Linked DNA regions of Homo sapiens: region 1 is linked to region 2. A link is a contact called in ENCODE Hi-C or POLR2A ChIA-PET data. All regions are on one chromosome and are shown on one strand. Each heading gives the region's core, a stretch centred on a gene start or an enhancer-like site at or near the end of the contact. The rest is flanking DNA. Distances are from core to core; before and after follow the strand shown. Region 1 holds the start of AP5Z1 (adaptor related protein complex 5 subunit zeta 1). Region 2 holds the start of MAFK (MAF bZIP transcription factor K).

Region 1 (6,307 bases), core at 1,606-4,105, 3.2 Mb before region 2:
TTCGCACAGACCCTGTGCCTGATACATGCCCCACTAGCTCCCGAGCTAGTGGGCTGAGGCTCTTCCTCCTGGAAATCCCCGACCTTGCGGGGCACCCCTCCATGCCCCCATCCTTTACTCGCTTCCCGCTCTCTCCATTTATCCTTCAGCTTGCAGCGCTATCTTTGATCACTTTTTGCACCCTTGCTTTCCGTATCTCTGACACATTTAGAGAGAAACTAAAGTTCACTCCAAATCTTTTTGGCTTTCTTTGGAGACAGGGTCTCCCTCTGTCACCCGAGCTGGAGTGCAGTGGCACCATCATAGCTTACCGCAGCCTCAACCTCCTTGGCTCAAGTGATCCTCCTGCCTCAGCCTCCTGAGTAGCTGTGACTATGGGTACGTGCCACCACACCTGGCTAAGTTTTTTAAAAATTCTGTTTTGTAGAGACGGGTCTCGCTATGTTGTCCAGGCTGGTCTCAAAGTCCTAGCCTCAAGCGATCCTCCTAACTCGGCCTCCCGAAGTGTTCGGATTACAGGCGTGGGCCAGTCACTGCGCCTGGCCGGCTCCAAACCTTAACCCTCAAACTACAGTCATTTATTTTAAAATATCATCAGAAATCACAGGCTTAAGAATATTGTGAAAACTGGTAAGCCCTAATAGATTAACCTTCTTGAAACCCTAACAGAGGGCAACTGCAGAACTCATGTATGTTACATAGGGAAATTCAACCACACTCTATCCTCAAAAACGGCTGCCCACCCGAGCCAGGGAGGCAGAGAAACAGGTATTTAAATAGTGAGGGCTCAGCCGGGTATGGTGGCTCACACCTGTAATCCCGGCACTTCGAGGGGCCGAGTCAGGCGGATCACCTGAGGTCAGGAATTCGAGACCAGCCTGGACAATGTGGTGAAATCCCATCTCTACTAAAGATACAAAAAATCAGCCGGGTGTGGTGGCGGGCGCCTGTAATCCCAGCTACTTGGGAGGCTGAGGCAGGAGAATTGCTTGAACCCAGGAGGCGGAGGTTGCAGTGAACTGAGATTGCGCCATTGTACTCCAGCCTGGGCGACAGAGGGAGACTCTGTCTCAAAAGAGACTCTAATAAAAATAAATAAATAAATAAATAAATAAATAAATAAAGAGGGCTCTTCCTTTTGTTTTTCATGTCACAAGTTTATGACCTTGAGCAGAATGTGACTGGGAATGAAGTTCTCAGTGGGTGTTTTTCCTTGTCTCTTGGCAAGGACCTTGGGATTAACATGTTACATGCTGAGATGCCAGTATTTTTCATTTTCATATAGTCCCCACATTCACATGAATGACATATCTGTCCAGGATTGAAGGGAAGGTTGCCTATGTTGAGCTGCTGGGAGATGGTGCTGCATATTCACCAAGCCTCTTCCTAATGAGTGGACTCTTAAGGGTTATTTTGATCAGAGATTTTTGTCCTGTTCGGGCTTTAGAACTTAACCTGCCTTCAAGACCTCACTCACTATAATCACAGCAATTTCAACCACCCGAATCTTTCCCACCAATTGGTCTAGCTCTGAGTCCAGGTTTGCTTGTTTGTTTTGACATGGAGTCTCGTTCTGTCACCCAGACTGGAGTCCAGTGGTGCGATCTTGGCTCACTGCACCCTCGGCCTCCTGGGTTCATGCACTTCTCCTGCTTCGGCCTCTCACCTCACCAAGTTTGTTTACGTTTACCAAGGGGCTGTAGTGCTGGCTGTATTTTCTTTACTTTTTTTCTTTTTTCTTTTGAGACGGAGTTTCGCTCTGTCCCCCAGCCTGGAGTGCAGTGGCGCCATCTCAGCTCACTGTAACCTCCACCTCACAGGTTCAAGCAATCCTCCTGCCTCAGCCTCCCGAGTAGCTGGGATTACAGTCACCCACCACCACGCCCGGCTAATTTTTTTTTTTTTTTTTTTTTTTGTATTTTCAGTAGAGACGTGGTTTCCTCATGTTGGGCACGCTGGTCTCGAACTCCTGACCTCAGGTGATCCGCCTGCCTTGGCCTCCCAAAGTGGTGGGATTACAGGCGTGAGCCACCACGCCCGGTCAGCATTTTCTTCTTTTAAACATGTAGTATGAAGTCTTTGCCTGTTTGGTGGACCGTGAGTCTGTTCAGTCCTGGCTTACACTGTTTTCCCCCATGACTGGTTAGTTGGTGAGGAAGGAGCTACTCACTCGTTACTGGGAGTCCAGACACAGCCTGAAACCAGCCTGGAGGGTGATTTCTCAGCCTAGCTAATACATCCGCGCAAGAGAGATCTTTTTAAGTCACAAAACCCTCCCACGGTTCCGCAAAGCCCTCGGATGGCCTCCAGCTCCCCAGCCTGGCACACAGCCTTATTCCTTAGCAGGCCTCCGGACACTGTGACTTTGCGTTCTTGACTGTGAGGCACTGAAATCTCCCGGCTGCCCGATTTCCTGCCAGACGCGGAGTTCTCACCGCCAAGCCTTTGACTAAACTGTCGACTGGGTCCCACCCCACTTGCTTTCACTCACCAAGACTCTGCTCAAGTGTCACCTCCTCCGGGGACCCACCATGACCCTCCCCGACCTCCTCACCCCAAGCCTGGCCGCCGTGTTGCCTTACCCGATCCCCAAGTCTCGAGGGCGAGTCCAGTCGGGTTCCTGCAAGGCTGGCGCCCAAGCCCCTGCCCTGTGAGACCCACCCCCGTGTGCCCCTAGGGAGAGATGCAGGAAGGAGGGCCGGGGCCGCAGCTCCCCCGTACCTGGCCTGGTGGAGCAAACTCTCCGCTCCTGCCGAGAACATCACGCCGCCGCCACCAGACGCGCACGAACCTCGGAAACTCCAGGAGCTGCAGCCCAGGAGCTCCGCACCCCGGTCAACTTCCGGGACCGCGTCACGTGAGCGCAGCGGCCTTACGTGGCTGCGTCACGTGCCGCATCACATGAGCAGGAGGGACAGGTTGCCGACCAATGGGCTTTGGCGTGGAGCGACTGGGGCGGGGCGTAGGTGCCGCGGCCGGGGGTCCGGGTCGGCGCCTGGGAGCTGCGGAATCGCGCGACCCCGGAACCTCGGCACTCTGGAGCCCCGGCGCCCTTCGACCCCGGAAAGCATTTCGGCGGAAATTGGGCGCCTGGGGCTTTGGGAGAGGGCATTGCTGGCCCCAAAGTGTCACTGCCCCAGTTCTGGTTTCTGTTTCGTAAACAGCTTTGTCGTGCGGGAGTCCCTTTGCTAAGTACGACCTGAAAATCTGATGCAAACTCCGACACTTGTGGGCTGAGCCCAGCAGTGTCCAGCAGTTTGCAAGGAATAGCCGCGGCTCTGGGCAGTTTTGGGGATTTTTTGAGCTCCCATTTATTGAGCACCCATCCCGCGCTGTTCCTGCTGCTTGAAACGAAAAAATCCCTTATTCAATCCCCACGGTATTCATGGGATCTCGCGATCTCTGTTTTACAGATGAGGCCACAGGCTCGGAGAGGGGAAGTTTCTGTTCATTCTAACGGATGTGTTGGGTGCCCAAATGTGCTGGGCCCTGGCCATAAGTTTGCCATCCTGCAGACGGCCGAGGGACACAGGGCGACACGCCAGCGTCATGATAAACGCTATGACAGCCTGACCTGGTTGGGGGTCCAACCGGAGGAGGAAGGCTTCGGCGACTGCGGCCTAAGATGAGCCCAGAGGGTGTCCAGACCAAGGGGTGGGGAGGGACGGGCCTAGGGTAGCGATCTGCTTCCTATGGCTTAAATGCACCCCAGGAGGAAACTGATCTCTGGCCGCAGGGGAGATAATGGATTGGGAAGCTCCTGAGGGAGAAAGGAGGCTGGTGCAGTTGTGGTCCAGGTAAGGGAGGTTGCCCCGAAAGTAGGCAGATTCAGTACCATTTAGAGGTAGGATTTGCACCACCTGTGATTGAGGAATTTGCAGGCAGGAGGAAGAAAGTGGAAAAATCAAGGGTAACTTCATGTTTGTGGGGTGTCTGTCTGGGGCAGAAAAGGACGAGGAAATTTGTGCCAAGAGTCATTCATTAAGTGGACAAGCGATGATTGAGTCCTAGCTGCGCTAGGCACTGCTGAAGGTTCTGGGGAATAGGGTAGGGGTGGGAATCAATGTTGCGTAGATAGGGTGGGTCAAGGTTAGGCCTTGAAGGGATAAGCCCCGAGAAGACCCCTGGATGGAAGGAAGGAGGAGGAGGAGGGAGGGCTTCCTGCAGGAGTTCCAAACATGGCTTTGAGATGCCCTAGGGCGCCCAGTGATGTCTGAGGGCACCTGGTGCAGAGAATGAAGAGATGGGAATCGGTGGATGGTGAGCGGTGGATGGGAGTCGGTGGAGTGCGGCGGGTGCCCCTGGAGCCGCAGGTTGAAGACTGGCAAAGGAAAGCTGGTGACAGGTAGTCTATGGAAAGCCTACTGCCAGTGTTTAACGTTTACTAGGGTAAAACGTCCACACCAAAGCGCACAAATCTTAAATGAACTCCACTATTTACATTTCTAGAAATCGGTGGTAAATTTGCAAATGTCTTAAGCCTCGGCTCCATTGGCGACGGTGGGGAGCCGGGGGTTGATTTGTGTTTGATAATTTCTGTGGTGTAAATGTTCCTGCCATGGTTTGAGTTCAAGACCTAGACCATTTCCAGCTCCCCAGAGGTTCCCCGCTGTGGCCCCCTCCCAGTCAACGCCCACTCCCTTCCCCCACAAGTAACTGCTAGTCTCTCTTATCACCAGAGATTAGTTTTGCGTCTTTTTATACTTCATGCAAATGGAATCGTACCGTACTTAGCTTTTCTTGTTCGTCCATGAATATTTGGTCGGTTTCCAGATTTTGACAATAACGAATAGAGCTGCAGTGCACAATTGTATGTCTTCTGGGGTTCTGAGAGATGCACCCCTCTTTGTTGTATAGATACCAGGTTCACAGGGAAGCTAACTTTAACTGAGATTCCAACTGTGTGCCAGGAATCTCAATCTCTCTCTCCCTCTCTCTCTTCACACAGACACGACCTTAAGCAATTTTACCAGGGGTAATATTTGACTTGTTTCTTACAAAATATTTACATTAGTGTAAAATATTATTTTAAGGTCTCACTAGTGAAAAATGGTTGTGCTAATCAAAAGCAAAAAAGGCCAGGCACGGTGGCTCACACCTGTAATCCAAACACTGGGAGGTCGAGGCAGGAGGATCGCTTGAGCCCAGTTCAAGACCAGCCTGGGCAACATGGCAAGACCCTGTCTCTAAACAAGCAAGCAAACAAACAAACACAAAGACAACATCTTAAAAAGGAAAGATGCAATTAATAATTAGCCAACGCAGATCCCTGGAGGAAGCCTACATACGCTTCTCACTCATGTTTGCTATTGGGCTAAAATGTTTTTCTTTTTTTTCTTTTTTTTTTTTTTTGAGACTGAGTCTTGCTGTGTCCCCCAGGCTGGAGTGCAGTGGCGTGATCTCAGCTCACTGCAACGTCCACCTCCTGGGTTCAAGCAGTTCTCCTGCCTCAGCCTCCCAGGTAACTGGGATTACAGGTGCAAGCCACCATGCCTAGTTAATTTTTTGTATTTTTTTTAGTAGAGACGGGGTTTTACCATGTTGTCCAGGCTGGTCTTGAACTGCTGACCTCAAATGATCCACCCGCCTTGGCCTCCCAAAGTGCTGGGATTACAGGCGTGAGCCACCGCGCCCAGCCTGGGCTGACATCTTAAACTAGAACTAATCTGTTAAAGTTATGTTAACCTCTTACAATGGAAATGGAGTAACTTGAAGGAAGACAGAGAAGCAGTGAAACCTTACCTGCAATGGTGGGTAACTGTGCCATCGGAAAAATGCAAGTTATTGAACTGAGGGAGTCACATGCAAACACTACAGAACCTTGACAGAAGAGAGACATGTGACAAGCATGCACCACTGTCAAGTCTGTCGGAGGCAGTCACACAGACACACCCAAGGGTCTCATAAGTCTGGGGGACTCTCAGAAGAGACAGTGACTGATGGCATCGCAGCTGAGCTTCGGGGCGCCAGGCCTGTGGGGTGGGGGTGCCTGTGCTGCATGTGAAGAAGTGGGGCGCATTGCAAGCTGAAGTCCCACAGCTGGTAAGGACACAGTAGGAACTTGAACCCAGGTCTGTGTAGTTCCAAAGTCAATGCCATCCCCACCCCCCAGGCCCCACACCTACAATAAGTAAGGCCTGAGAGAATTTCTACCCACGTACATTTCTACCCATCTTGGACATGGGTAGAAATTCTCATCTAGCCAAGGGCCAGCAGGAAGGACCCACAGTTGCCCAGGAGCCACTGGGGCAGCAACGAGTACCTGCAAGTGCCCCCCAGCCAGGATGTGGGCGTGTGCCAGGGGCAG
Region 2 (6,777 bases), core at 3,811-6,310:
GGCAGGCAGCCCAGGGTCAGTCGTCCAGAACTGTGCTTTCAGGAGCAGGTGATCCCCAGGCAGCCACCTCAGCTTCTGGAGGATCATGTTTTCCCTTTTAATTTTCATTTTAGAGACAAGGTGTCACTCTGTCACCCAGGCTGGAGTGCAGTGGTGAAATCACAGCTCACTGCAGACCTCCTGAGCTCAAGCGATCCTCCTGCCTCAGCCTCCCGAGCAGCTGGGACTACGGGTGGGCACCCCCACACCCAGAGAATTTTAAACTTTTTTGTAGAGACAGGGTCTCACCATGTTGCCTAGGCTGGTCTCGAGCTCCTGGACTCAAGTGATCTTCCTGCCTCAGTCTCCCAAAGTGCTGGGATTACAGGTATGAGCCACCATGCCCGGCCATTTTTAACTTTTTAAGTCCCAGCAAATACTCACTGGTCACCCATGGGCCTGACCCTGCTCAGTGGGGGGCTGGCAGCCTTGGCACCTCTTGCTGTGCTGGCACAAGCTGAGAAGGACCTGCTTTGGGGTCCAGGAGGGAACATTTTCTCCACCAAGTTGGGACTGGGCACAGTGGCTCTTGCCTGTAATAGCAACGCCTCCGGAGGCCGAATGCTCGAGCCCAGTAGTTTCAGGCCAGCCTGGGCAACATAACAAGGCCCCATCTCTACAAAAAAAAAAAAAAAAAGAATTTTAAATAGCCAGTTGTGATGGCACATATGTGCCTATGGTCCCGGCTACTCGGGAGGCTGAGGTGGGAGGATTGCTTGAGCCTCGAAGTCGAGATTGCAGTGAGCTGTGATCACACCACTGCACTCCAGCAGCCTGAGTGACAGGGCAAGACCTTATCTTTTAGGAAAAAAAAAAAGAGAGAGTGCAAAAGTGAGTTGAGCAGCTGACGGCTGGATGACCCCTCTGAACGGTCCCGGCTGTGGATGCCCATAGAGAAACGGGGATTTCAGCTTTGGGGCTCTGATTCTTCCCAGATGAGAGGACGCATCGGGGCTGCCGCTCGCTCTACGAGGCCAGCATGGGGGCTCTGGATGGGTCACTTGTTCTTGCCCAAGGGGTGAATGATGACACAGACTCCATGCCCCACCCCCTCAGCTGCCCAGCCAGTCTGACCAAGACGGAGTGGCCCTTCCACTTCTATTCTCCGCGGGTCTCCGAGGATGTGGGATGCGGGAGAGGGAGGAGGGGCAGGAGGAAGACCAGGAACGGAGGACGGGAGCTCTGTGCGAGAGACACGGGTTCAGAAACCCAGCAGCACAGCAGCAAGCGCCCTCCCGCCCCCCGACCAGTGACTCCCACGGCAGGTGCAATCCACAAAACCAGAGGCCACCCAAGGTGTACCCGCCTCTCCCAGGAGCCTTTCTGCCAGAGACCCCAAGCCGGGTGCCCTCCACACTGGGCCGCAAGGGTAGGTGGGGCCGCTGTGGCACTGGTACCCAGTGGGTGCCTGTCAAACAGGTGTCAACCGACTAATTGCAGCCCAGCTGGTCCCAGAGACCAGCCAGACACCCTTCCTACTGAGGATGAGGTCCTACACTGCGAGGGCCCCCACTGTCCGGCTGTCCCGGACACAGCCCCACTAAGCATGCGGGAGGCACCCCACTTGGCACCCCGCAGCCCGGCCCATACCAGCCAGCAGCCTGGCCCTGGCTGGCTGCCCTCCAGCAAGCCATGACTGTCGGCCCGGCTTGGAGGACGTCTGGTCACCTTGCATTTGCAGTCTGAGGAAGCTGTGTCATTCCGCTACATCCAGAGGTGACTCAGGCAGCTGCAGCAGCAGAGAGCAGACTGCAGAACACACCACACCCCCTCCAGTCCCCGCCCTGGCTCCCACCACACCATCCTCCTGTCCTCGGCCTCCAGCTCCCCATCAGCATCCTGTTCTCCCCCGGCCGCCCTGGGGCTTCAATCCGCTCCCAGCCTCTAAGTCCAGTCAGGGGCATTCCGGGGGGCCCAGATGCCCCCCAGCCCCCAACCGCATCATTCACCGGAGTTGCCCCTGCCCCTCTCTCTTTTCCTCATCCACGCGCCAACCAGGCTTGATCCCAGCCCTCAAGCATCACCCGCCTGAACCCACAGCACCTGCCCAGGCTCCGGCCTCCAGCGTCTCCTGTCTGGACCACAGCTTTGCCAAATGGGATGCCCTCACCCTGATCCTGGTGCCCCCCACACAGCCCCACAGGCAGTCAAAAGTCTTGGGGGTTCCTCCCAAACCCCGACTCCCCCACCCCAATGCCGTTTCAGGTTTCTGATCACCATCTGCAGAGAGCACGTGGTTCCCTGCCCTGCTTCTTCCAGAAACACTCCCCACTGCTCTCCTCCTCGCGTAGGCAAGCACCCTCTACCAAGGCCTGGTTCTAGATCCTTCTGGGGACAGGGGGCCTCCCCAAGGCATGGTGAGCTCCTTGCAAGCAGGGAGAAGGTCTTCCCTACACCCCACACTAGCCCCCGCTGTACGAGATGAGCCGGCCCCGCATGGGAGGGCAGGGAGAGGGCAGTCTCCACCCCAATACCTTCCCCAGGACACCCGACGCACAGTGCGGAGAAGCAGGAAGGCTCTACACCAGACCCCACCGGCCTGTGGGACAGGCCAGCAGACCTCATGGCCTGGGCTTCCTCATCTACAGCAGCTGGTCGGGGGGTGGGGCATGTGGCCACTCAAGTTCGCTTGTACCTGCTCTAAAACTCTATGATTTTAAGACGACACTCCCAGTTTCCTGAAACTGTAGGAAAGCGGAAACATGACGAGTCTGTGACTTATAAAAAGCAAAAATAAATAGCGGGGAAAGGCATCTTCCATTCGCGGAGAGCAGGGAGGGTGGGGACGGAGCGGTGAGTCACTGTTTACTGTTGAAAGGCGGCCACACGGAGCCCTCTCTCAGCTGGCCAGATTTCCATTTCCCGTGTGGACTGGACCCGAAACCCAGAAAGTCCACTCCAGAAACCTTTAGACTCAGAAACAGCTGGGACAAGAACAGGCACAACTTCTTCTCCGTCTGGGTGGCAAACAGCTTTGCCAGAGACTGTAAACAAACGCAGCCATCGCTGAGCCCCGTGGGTGAAAGCACACGCCTTGTAGACAGCGAAGTGGCCCGGAAGACGGTCTCCCTTAACAGCAGCCTCCCGGGTGCACACAAAGGCTGGCGCCCCGACAACCCTGACCCTCGGTAAACGCTGGCTCCCGGGTTTACCAGCACCTGGGGAGTCGACGCTGCGGGCAACCAGCCCCTCAAAGCCCTGGCTCGGTTCAAGGATAAAAGGCAGGAGAAGCCTGGTTTTTCTGCTTTAATAAATGTCTTATTTTGGAATAATGAGAGGTCTAGTTTTAAAAGCAGACTCCCTCTCCCAAGGTCAAACTCAGACATTCCTACTGGGTTACCTAAGAAAGGGAGATGTTCTCATAAATGGCACTGGACGCCCAAATAGGGTGTAGGTGTGTCCCAGACACCTGCACAGCCCACCTATGTTCTCCAGACCCCGCCCACGGCTCTTTTAATGCTCCATGTCCCTGAAGACATTGGGTTTGGAGAAGCTGCATAGGGCACCCCACTCTGTGTTGGAGAACCCCTTACAACAACACACCGTGACGGTGAAACCTCAGTGCCAGTAAAGAGACCTGGCAGCCCACCCTGGAGAATCAGAGGGGTGGGAAGGGCGCTGCCAGAGCCGAACCACACAGATATCCCCTAGACCACGATGGGGGGCGGTGGGGGGCGTTTTGAGTCTCAGGATCTTCCCAAGGCCAGGCACCTGGCCAGAGATTGGCTGGCTGCCTGTGGGTCACCTGGTGAATGAATGGTGAGTGGATCTAATTTCTGCCTCAGCTACAAGAGCTACTTAAGAAGCAAGAAAACAGCATGCTCAGGGACGCAGGACACCAGGAGAGGGACACGGGAGGCCCCGCGAACACGGACACACACGGTGTGAGCGCGAGAATGCAGTGCAGGGCCACTGCTGTGTCCCAGGCGGACCCAGGTCAAGGGCCAAGGCCAGGCGGGGTCCTGGCTTTCTGGGTTTCTCGGTGGCGCCTGGTCCCACCCCCCAGGATCTAGAGGCTGTGCAGACGCAGACACACACAGTCACGGGCACATACACAGTTTCCTGAACTTGACAGAGGCACAGAAGAACTCACGCAGTGGGAGCGGGAAGAGGCCGGAGCCCCTGCCCCACACGTGAGCAAAGGGACGAGCCTTGGGGCCACTGTCACCTGCCCCCCTCCCGCCTCCCCACGGCCTTCCTTCCAGCAACCCTGGCAGGTGGGCGGCTGAGAGCGACACCAGTCCCAGGATCCCGCCTGTGGGGAGACCCGGTTACCCCCACCCCGTTCCCGGGCACGCGTGACCCCAGCCACTGGGCCAGAGCGCCGCCCGTCACCGGGAGGAAGCGCGGGGGGCAGTCCGGGGCCGCACGCGGAAGCCACGCTGGGGCGGAAGCCGCGGAGAATCCACGCGCCCGCGCCCTCCCCGCACCGCCCGCACGTGGCGCCCGCCCCGCCCCGCCCCCCGCAGGTGTGAAGGCGCGGGCCCGATGCGCGCCGCCGACCCGCGTGGATCCTCGTCCTCCCAGGTCTGGGGTCCGCGCCCTGGGGCCCCCGGCGCGGCAAGCATGGCCCGGGCGGCACGTGCAGGGGAGAGAGCCTCGCGTCCCGGGGAAGCCCCCGGGCCTGCGGGGCGGGGCCCACCTGGGCAGGTGCCCGGGCCGCGCCGCGGGCCGCATGAGGGTCTCGGGCCCCGCGCACCCAACCCCGCCACCCTCGGCCCGCGCCCCCAGGCGGCCGTGACTCAGCGGCCAGGTAGCCCCGGCCCCGCGCCCCGGTCCCCGTCCCCGCCGCGGCCCGGGCCCCGCTGCCCCACCGCCCCTCACCTGGCGTCGCGCGGAGGGCGCGGGCGCGCGGCGGCTCCTCGCGGGCACGCGCTGTCCTCGCGCCGGCGCTCACTGTCGCGCTCCCCTCGGCCGCCGCCGCCGCCTGGCGCTCGGGCTCCGACTTCGCGAAGAACAACAAGTGCCCCCGCGCCGCCCGCCGCCACCGCACCCGCCCGCCCGGCTCCCCAGCATCTGACACCGCTTCCGGGATCCGCGGCGCGCGCGTCACACCGCCCTGCCCCCCGGGCCACGCCCCCTCCCCGCCCCGCGGCCACGCCCCCCGGCCACGCCCTCCTCTCCCGCCCGGGGGGCCGCTGGCCCCGCGCGCACCTGCAATCCCCGCGCTTTGGGAGGCCCTGCGGGAAGATCTCTGGAGGCCGGGAGTTCAAGACCAGCCTGGGCAACATAGCGAAACCTCCCTTCCCCCATTCTCTGTCTCTATAAACATAAAAAACATTAAGGCCAGCTGGGAACGGTGGCTCATGCCTGTAATCCCAGCACTTTGGGAGGCCAAAGCAGGAGGATCGCTTGAGCCCAGGAGTTCCAGACCAGCCTGGACAACACAGTGAGACCCCCATCTCTACAAAAAAATTACAAAAATTAGTCGGGCGTGGTGGTATGTGCCTGCGGCCCCAGATATTCAGGAGGCTGAGGCAGGAGGATGGCTTGAACCTGGAAGGTGGAGGCTGCCATGATTTCATCACTGCACTCTAGCCTGGGTGACAAGGTGAGACCCTGTCTCAAAAAAACAAAACAAGCAAACCAGCAATGTAAAAATGGGGATAAGCGGCTAGTGATCACAGCCTCTGTGGGTGGGGCCAGCCCCCTTCTAAAGCCCCAGCTGGTGGTTGCCAGGGGACACAGCAGGCCCAGGATGGGGTTAGGGCACCACTGGCCCAAGGAGTCCTGTGAGGGATCCTCAGGTGGGGGCGGGCCCCTGAGGGAGCTGCCTCTGCTTCCTGTCACAGGTGGAGGACAGGCTGGAGAGGGGATCCGTCTGGAGCCCCTTGCCACGCTTCTGGGTCCCCAAGTCCCGCCCCCCTCTGAGCGCTGCAGGAAGAGGAGTTTCAGGCCTGGGCAACCGAGGGCCCCCCAGGACACCCATGGCATCTGCCCGGGGTTCTGGGAAGCCTGTTTTCTCAGCTCAGGTGGGACCCGGGAGCCTGTTTTCTCGGCTCAGGTGGGACTCAGGAGCCAGTGCAGGGAGGTCTGTGCATCTTCTGGGTGTCGTCCTTACCACCATGTGGCTGGGGATTTAGGCAGCAGCCCAGTGGCCTCTTGCTGTGGAGCGCGGGGGCAGCCTCCCGGGCCATCTCTCCCCCCCACTTGCGGGTTCTGCACTGGCCACCTGGGAGGCCCCTCCTTGCTAAGGCCCACACGGCCGTCTGGGGCAGCTAGCCACAGTGATGCCTGCAACCTGGCCGCAGAAACAGGTGCCAAGAAATAACTCAACAGCAGCAGTAGCGACAATGTCCCACGTCCCCAGGATGTTTGCAGAAAGACATCCCCCGGGGATGGGAAAGGTGCTTCCCTTGTCCTGGCCCACACTCTGCACTCGGGGTCCTGGGATGCGCTGGGAGCCTCCAGAGAAGCTGTGGCCATCTCCGCGGGACTCTTTACGTTACTCATGGTGTCGCTCCTCTAACCCAAATGCATTCTTTCCATAGCAGGCTTTTGTTACTAATCACACACTTTTATTATCTCTTTAATTTTTTAATTTGTATTTATTTATTTCTGAGATGGAGTCTCACTCTGTCGTCCAGGCTGGAGTGCAGTGGCACCATCTCGGCTCACTGCAGCCTCCGCCTCCCAGGTTCAAGTGATTCTCCTGCCTCAGCCCCCTCGAGTAGCTGGGATCACAGGTGCCCACCACCACGTCTGGTTAAATTTTGTTTTTGTTCTTGTTGCTGTTTT

What was found. Hi-C counts contacts between places; a loop is a spot of excess contacts on that map. ChIA-PET counts read pairs that join two places held with the same protein, here RNA polymerase II (POLR2A). Pooled maps may share reads with other maps.
Region 1: a map of sigmoid colon shows a loop between it and region 2 (5-fold over the local background). The contact joins the promoter of AP5Z1 here to the promoter of MAFK in region 2. A Hi-C loop is called at or near these places in 1 of 168 maps with a recorded cell type or tissue (sigmoid colon), 1 of 37 single-sample maps with no recorded cell type and 6 of 50 pooled maps. POLR2A ChIA-PET finds 5 or more read pairs at or near these places in 1 of 52 experiments (activated T-cell).

What each region holds. Positions count from the first base shown.
Region 1 is chr7:4,772,171-4,778,477 of GRCh38, reverse strand. It overlaps AP5Z1 (adaptor related protein complex 5 subunit zeta 1), which reads right to left and starts at 2,855. Exons shown (of 17, transcript NM_014855.3): 1 at 2,722-2,855. The coding sequence starts at 2,762. RefSeq lists enhancers at 2,177-2,286, 2,307-2,366, 2,707-2,776, 3,207-3,296, 3,337-3,386 and 2 more and a silencer at 2,897-3,026.
Region 2 is chr7:1,528,985-1,535,761 of GRCh38, reverse strand. MAFK (MAF bZIP transcription factor K) reads right to left here and starts at 5,060. Exons shown (of 3, transcript NM_002360.4): 1 at 4,864-5,060. LOC100128653 (a long non-coding RNA gene) reads left to right here and starts at 882. Exons shown (of 1, transcript NR_149036.1): 1 at 882-3,309. RefSeq lists enhancers at 1-157, 2,575-2,684, 2,655-2,949, 2,875-3,024 and silencers at 4,341-4,470, 4,961-5,230.